Regions from separate parts of the Homo sapiens genome. Here region 1 is linked to region 2. A link is an interaction called in ENCODE POLR2A ChIA-PET data of the cell type or tissue named here. Cell type or tissue: HepG2. All regions are shown on one strand.

Region 1 (4,000 bases), 1.3 Mb after region 2:
ACTGATGTTATTAGTCTCATGATCTTCCTGATGAACTGAGCAAACTGCAGAATTCTCTGAGAATGGGCTGAGCAATGGCAGGAGGAAGGGGAGAGACTAGCTTTAAAGAAACACTAAGGCTCCACTTATTGCTCTAAAATATAATATACTAAATATGACTCTTCCTAGAATAAAAGGAACTTATTATGATCAGCTTCTGTTTTCTCTGAAATTGTGCTGAAATGAAATCTCAAAAGAAAATGCTCCAACAAAGTATTTTAAACCTTTAGATATTTCCACATTTGGGTAGAAGCAACATGTTTTAGTGCATCAGAAAAACAATTTTATCGGGATTAGCATTCATATACAACATTTACATATAATATTAACTATTTGGACATCATGTGATTGCATTTAATTTATAGACATCCACATGACAAATTCTCCTTGAATGTAGTTCCAGGAAAATTTATTTCTGCTGAAGAATGTGCACGCTTTCCGATATTCCAAATATAAAACTCCATAACTGTTATATTTCTCTAGGAAGAAAATGGCAGAACTTATTGCCTATGTGTAAAAAAGCACCTAACTCTGAACAAATGCTGTGTTCTTTAAATTTTGTAACTACTTATATTAGATTATATTTGCCATGTATATTAACCTGTAAACCAATCTAAATGCCATTCAGTCATATAACTATTAAACAAGTTAAAAATGAAATACATGTACTTGCATGAGAATTTACATAGTTATATTTTTAATTTAATAAAACAACATTTTAATGTATAATTAAGGGCTAATTTTTACCAAATACCCTAGTGGTTAGATAACAAGGGATACTCTGTTATTTTTCTGGTAAGTTAAATCTTGCAGTGTTTACTTTTATATTTAAAAATATGTGAATGGAGAAAATCATTTTGGATGAACGACTTTCAATGTATGATAAGCTATATAATTAAGAAAAATGTAAGAACAATATTATTCTGAAAGAAGATTCATTTCAGATTAGTAAAATAATTAGAGGTCTAATCCTTAGCTTCTCTCAGAAAATAAGAGAAATTATTTAATACGATAATCATGAGTTAAAAAATGCTTCTATTTCTTTAACATGCACTTAAAAATTCACTGGTAGATAAAATACTTGTAAATGTGCTGAAGTCAGAGGAGAAGGGTATCTTTTTTCCTACTTTAAATCACTCTGGAGAACAAATGCACACTGGGGCTCCTATTTTAAAACTTTTTCTCTATTTTTTTCTTAATTAGATGAATGCATGTTATATGCACATTAATCATCTAAAATTGTAAGATTTTCCTGAATTTTTCTATACATCAAAACCTCCTGTGGCTTTTCCTTGTTCCATCCCTCTCACCCCATTTTTCATTACCTTACATAATATCCCAGAAGCTATCTTGCCTATGAAATTACTACTCATAGTAAATAAACTTTACATATAGTTTATCTTTAAAAATTAGAAACACAGCAAGCAAAGAAATTGTTCTCACCTCTTTCAAAAGAAAACGGTGTAGCCCTCAGGAAAACAGAAGTGCCCCTAAGTTCATGTGTGTCAGCAAGGAATGGAGAGCTGTTAAGAATGATCTTCTTGAAAAGAAAGAAGTCTCCTTAGGCACCCACATGTATATTTAGATTAGACTGGCAGTTTAAATGACAGCAAACACATGGTCATGACTTCCCAATTGCTCATTCATCTAACACATACACAGGCTAATCAGAGGCAAACATCCACCCCGAACTGTTTTAGAAACTAGCTTCTCCCATCTGATACTACTGTATGTGTGGTAAGCAGACATTCTTCTAGAGAGATCGGATGTCAAATGCTTAACTACCTCTCTTAGTATAACAGGATCTTAAATCACACTGATTTAGAATTCCAGAATGTTTTTGTAAAGTCAGTTTGACATCAACTTACATCAATTCCTTGCTCTAGCCTGCAGGGTTTTATGAAGTACAAAGTAAAGAAATGACTATGTAAAGATTGCAGGATCTATTTGTCTTATGGGTATTTTTAAACTGTAAGACCTGCCCATCCTATCAGTAATAGCACACACTCCTATTCTGTAAACAGGGTAAAGTCACTATAGAGGATCACATTTTCTTGTGCAAATAAAAGGTGGTAGAGTTAAAAGGTGGAGATACTGAACATGAACTTTAAGCCCCTACTCATAATTTGAGCTTCAGTAACATTTTCCAGTAAGTGAGAAACAAGAGAAAACACAGATGGCACTGTTTGCTGGCAGCTATTAACTACACCTACAACACTATTGTGTTGTATATATGCATACACATTGAGATTTATATATATTAAGATGTGTTGGTGAGGAGCAGAAAACAAATGCAGCTATCAGCTCTATGATGGGGGGTACGTTATTTTAAAATGTCAAACAATTTTAACATAATTATATTTTACTTTTGACATGAACTTTGCATTTTAATCTTAATGTCAAATATTTTGAAAAATCTAGATTAGTATGAGGGTGAAAAGAATGAAACACTATAATAATTTGGTGCTCAGGTTCTGAAAACATCAAACCTGGTTTGAATCTCAGTTCCACCACTTTCTAGCTATGTGACCTTAGCACATAACATCATCTCTCCAGGCCTCAGTTCCTTCATTTCTAATGGGGAAACATAAGTAATAGTGGTACCAATTCATATCGCTAATGTTAGAATGTTGACAACGCAAAGCAGTTAGGACAGAACACTGAATAAATGATGACTAAATATTAGTTACTATTATCATCAATAGGAATAAATATAAAATTATGATATTAAAAAGTTATGTCTGAGTCCATTTGGCTTGTCCACCCTCTCCCCCATGATAGTCTTCCCTGAAAAACACTTGACACTTCAAGAAATAAGGTAACTTCCTTTAGACTAATCCAAAATTTATTTTCTCTGAAACTTCTCCTGGAGAAGGCAGCTGATAAAGTACCTAGTTCAATGCCCAATATATAAGACATTCTAGCAAGGACTTCTATACAAACAGAATAAACAAAGATGAGAATTAAAAAGTGATTGTTAATCTAAGCACAAATGATCTATAGGTAAGAACTGCCTGGTCAAGTAATATTTGAGAATTCATAGAAAAAAGAAAGTGAAACTTATTTAGGGCATCACATTGTTTGAGAAGTTTTTCCTTTTGCAGAAAAAGTGGGCCCTAAGACTCTCAAGAAAATGATCCACTTAAAGAAAATAATAATATCATGATACTGTTCTTAACAGTTCATCTCAATTTTGTAGACTTATATGCTTCTGCCACATGTTAACTTGTCTTGGTAGTAAAAAGACAAAAACAGATGGATGCTGATTGCTTAATGGCAGAAATATTTGTCTGTAGTTTTTGCTACTTTATAAAATATTACAAAGGAATACAGAGGTGGGCCAAAACCTCAAACTTAATTGAAACTCTCTAGTGTTGTCTGACAAATTAAGATTGTAAGTCACTTTATTATATAGCGTCTGGTCATGTGGTATATCATCAATGCCAATTATTTCTTTTTTCTTTAAAAACTACAATCACTACATATACACAGTTCCTGCACTCCTAAGTAAGAGGTTTTGTTATACATAGAAGTAAGCAAGTTTAATGTACTCATTTCCTAAGAAATAAGAGAATTGTCAATGTTAATGTTATCCAAAAACGTGTTCTTAATGCTCAGTTTGTACCTATCATTAAAATTTAATATAATCTAACACAATTATCATCAATGGGATGCAGGTGTTGGATAATTATATTAGTATCAACACGACAGTCAAATTAAGATTTCTTCCCATGTGATGGAGTTCTGATAAATATCAATTCATTGGTTTACTGAATCCTGAAGATCAAAAGGCCCTGCATATGGCACTAATAAATCAAATAGAGTCATCAAATCTACAGTCTGTTTTCTTTGGCTAAAACTGCAAAGTTTTACTTACAGAGACTGATCTACTTCTAAAAATTCTCTGCCAAACCAAATTTGACTCACTAAGTGTACAGAAAATATAGCACTCCCCAGCCGC
Region 2 (4,000 bases):
ATCACTTGAGCTCAGGAGTTTGAGACCAGCCTGGGCAACATGGTGAAACCCCATCTTTACAAAAATACAAAAATTAGCCAGGTGTGATTGTGCATGCCTATGGTCCCAGATACTCAGGACACTGAGGAGGGAGAATCGATTGAGCCTGGGAGGCGAAGCTTGCAGTGAGCCAATCACACCACTGCACTATTGCCTGAGCAACAGAGCAAGAGCCCATCTCAAAAAAAAAAAAAAAAAAAAATGCCAGAACACCACAAATCCTGAGACATGTTGACAAATGAATGAAATGCATGTAGACACAAACTTGAAACACAAAGACAGCAAAACCATGACCAATGTGCACAGCTCACAGCAAAAAGCAAGGGCTGCTGGTGCTCTTCTAGAAGCTAAGGATGTTCTACATTTTATTCTGCCCCTGCTCAGGAAGAAGAGCTTTGAGACCTCTCTCCTTTTCATAAGCTATTCAGTAAGGACTACAATTCTTTTTTTTTTTTTAATTTGTACTAAAGTAACACACTATAACTCTTATAATAGGGAAACACAAAGGTGTATGTTCAGGATAAGAAAGCATGTGTGGCCAGGCGTGGTGGCTCACGCCTGTAATCCCAGCATTTTGGGAGGCCGAAGCGGGCAGATCACTTGAGGTCAGGAGTTCGAGACCAGCCTGGCCAATGTGGTGAAACCCCATCTCTACTAAAAAGACAAAAACTAGCCAGGCATGGTGGTGCACGCCTATACTTGGGAGGCTGAGGGCAGGAGAATAGCTTGAACCTGGGAGGCGGAGGTTGCAGTGAGCTGAGACCACACCATCACACTCCAGCCTGGACAACAGAGCAAGACTCTGCCTCAAAAAAAAAAAATTAAGAGGCAGAGGCCTAGAAAATGCCAGTCACTGGGAACAGGAAGGCAAGTGAGTGACTAGGCTCTGTCCTGGAAACCCATAAATCACAAAAGTCCATCCTTCCCAGAAACCAGAAGCTCCTTATCTGCAAAACAAATCCTAGGGATTTCCCACCTACTCTCCAACTCAACTCACCTGTTTACTGATTTCTGGAGTTACAATGAGAAGAAAAAATTTGTAACTTGATAAAAACTTTTTTTTTTTTTTTTTTGAGACAGGGTCTGTCACCCAGGCAGGAGTGCAGTGTCACAATCTCGGCTCACTGCAACCTTCACCTGCCTTGGTTCAGGGGATTCTTGTGCCTCAGCCCCCAAGTAGCTGGGGTTACAGGTGCATACAGCCATGCCCAGCTAATTTTTGTGGGGTTTTTTGTTGTTGTTATTTTTGGTTTTTTTTTTTTTTTGAGATGGAGTCTCGCCCTGTCGCTGGACAGGCTGGAGTGCAATGGCGCAATCTCAGCTCACTGCAACCTCCACCTCCCGGGTTCAAACGATTCTCCTGCCTCAGCCTCCCGAGGAGCTGGGATTACAGGTGCACGCCCCCATGCCCAGCTAATTTTTGTATTTTTAGTAGAGACAAGGTTTACCATGTTGGCCAGGCTGGCCACTGTTGGCCTCTCCTGACCTCTTGATCTGCCAGCCTCAGCCTCCCAATGTGCTGGGATTACAGGCCGTGAGCTACCAAGCCCGGCCTAATTTTTATGTTTTTAGTAGAGACTGGGTTTTGCCCTGTTGGCCAGGCTGGTCTCAAACTCCTGACCTCAAGTGATCTCTCCACCTCGGCCTCCCAAAGTGCTGGGATTACCAGCATGAGTCACCGTGCCTGGTCGATAAAAAACTTTAATAAACTCACTCACACCAAAGGAACATGTAAAGTTATGTGCCGCTTCCTTGTTTTCATGGAGAGAAAGGGGTGAACCAGGATAGAAAGAGACTAATTTGAGTTAGACTTCCCAGTTCTGCTGAGGGCAGCCCTGCTTACCTTTTAGCAGGGACAGCCAGAAGCATGTAGCTCTATTTCACATTTTTTTTTTTTTAAGACAGAGTCTCACTCTGTTGCTCAGGTTGGAGTGCAGTGGCGCAATCTTGGCTCACTGCAGCCTCCACCTCCCAGACGCAGGGGATTCTCCTTGCCCAGCCTCCAAGTAGCTGGGATTATAGGCGTGCACCACCAGGCCAGGCTAATTTTTGTATTTTTTGTAGAGAAAGGGTTTCACGTTGTTGGTCAGGGTGGTGTCGAATCCCTGACCTCAGGTGATCTGCCTGCCTCGGCCTCCCAAAGTGCTGGGATTACAGGTATGAGCCACAGCGCCTGGCCTATTTCACAAGTTCTGAGACTCACTTTTAAAAACTAGTTTGACATATTTCATCTGTGTGACAAGGAGATTCAGGATGGTTCCTAAATAACCAATGTTGAATGGACTAGAAGTCTGGATACCATAGGCAGGAGGTAAGAAGAACCTTTTTCTACAGGGGGCTTAAAGTCTTTTTACTTCTAATTAGTCTCACATGGTCTTCTATACGTATGTCCCCAACAACAACTGAGGTTAGTGACTTTTTCCCAAAATGACAACACAGTAAGTTAAGTCCAGCTAAGGCTGGACAGTGAAGAATCTCCCTTTAGGACTCACGCTTTAACTGGTTCCCTGGCAAGAAATGCCCAATGCCTTTACATGATGCTGATTTAAACAATCACTCACTTCCTTTCAGCTCTGATTCCTTTTCAGTGAGGTAGTCAGACATGACTAGGCCCTTTTACTGGTTTAAAAACCCACTCACAGGGGTCCAGTAAGTTGGCAAACAAAGAGGGCCAACTGTCACCTAGTAAAATTTGAATATGCACATTAGCTTTTAATTTGTTTTAAATCTGTTATCAAGCATCCTATTTTTTTTTAATTTGTTATCAAGCATCCTATTTTCTTTTCTTTTTTTTTTTTTTTGAGATGGAGTCTTGCTCTTTCGCCCAGGCCAGAGCGCAGTGGCGCTATCTCGGCTCACTGCAAGCTCTGCCTCCCGGGTTCACGCCATTCTCCTGCCTCAGCCTCCCGAGTAGCTGGGACTACAGGCACCCGCCACCGTGCCCGGCTAATTTTTTGTATTTTTAGTAGAGATGGGGTTTCACCGTGTTCGCCAGGATGGTCTCGATCTCCTGACCTCGTGATCCGCCCACCTCAGCCTCCCAAAGTGCTGGGGTTACAGGCATGAGCCACAGCACCCGGCCAAGCATCCCATTTTTAACATTAGCCTTCTAATGTTCTCACTCTGCCAAACTCCCCAACAGGCCAATTGAAATTCATGTATGTATAATAACTCTGTCATGCAGGTTAAGCAGCTCTACGAAAGCAACACACAAAGCATATGGAACAAACAGCATGTAACTGGTCTATCCTGCAGTGAATTTTATTGAATTCAAAGGTAGTATTCCTATTTGAGAAATGAAAAACTAAAATCAAGTTTTACAAGCAAGCATCATGAGATAAAGCAGTGAAGACGCCTTTTCAGATCACACCAGAGCAGACACCAGTTTCTACCCCAGCCCACATGAAGATGTTTTTATTCAATACAAACAGTAACAGAGGCAACACAATGGCCATAGAATGAGAACATAAGTGCATTTGAATTTTTTCTGAGTTCTGGCTATAGGCTCTGACAAGCCTATCATTCTTTTCTTACCAGGTGAACAGAAATCATCTGCTAATGCCAGAAACTTTAAAGCTCTTAATTCAGCTGGAAACAACTACAATTGAGGGCCTTTATACTAGCTACTTGCTTCCCAATTTAGGGTTGCCTAGCAAGTTAATTTCAACATAACAAAAGGTGTCATCTGTCTGGCCACAGCATGCACTAGTGATAGGGGCAGGTTTAATGAGTTTTATGCTCAGATCGCTGGGTCTCCTGGCTGCTCTTGTCCATCTCTGCACCTTGGTCCTGAGCATTCTGAGACTCAGTCAGCTGAGGATAAAAGGGACCTACCAGCCAGTTGAGGGGCGTGTTGTTAACAAGATAATCCATCACGTCATCTAAAGATTCCTTCATTTTCTGCAGCTGCCCCTTGCTAGAAGTGAGGAGGCTGTCAGACACTTCTTTAAAGGAGGCAGCA

The links. Peaks named below come from ENCODE experiments on the same cell type or tissue, not always from the same donor. Only the 100,000 strongest peaks of a DNase experiment are listed, where the experiment ranks them.
Region 1: POLR2A ChIA-PET joins it to region 2 with 5 read pairs; 1 of 35 experiments calls an interaction of 5 or more read pairs at or near these places.

Annotation. Positions count from the first base shown.
Region 1 is chr9:20,380,899-20,384,898 of GRCh38, forward strand. All of the region lies in intron 5 of MLLT3 (MLLT3 super elongation complex subunit), which reads right to left. Among named protein-coding and RNA genes, the nearest start is that of MIR4473, 28 kb to the right of the region's middle. In HepG2, no CTCF peak of the experiment used is centred here; a DNase peak (open chromatin) is centred at 2,083; H3K4me3 peaks cover 221 bases.
Region 2 is chr9:19,112,486-19,116,485 of GRCh38, forward strand. It overlaps PLIN2 (perilipin 2), which reads right to left. Exons shown (of 8, transcript NM_001122.4): 8 at 3,276-4,000. The coding sequence ends at 3,763. Among named protein-coding and RNA genes, the nearest start is that of HAUS6, 12 kb to the left of the region's middle. In HepG2, no CTCF peak of the experiment used is centred here; a DNase peak (open chromatin) is centred at 1,753.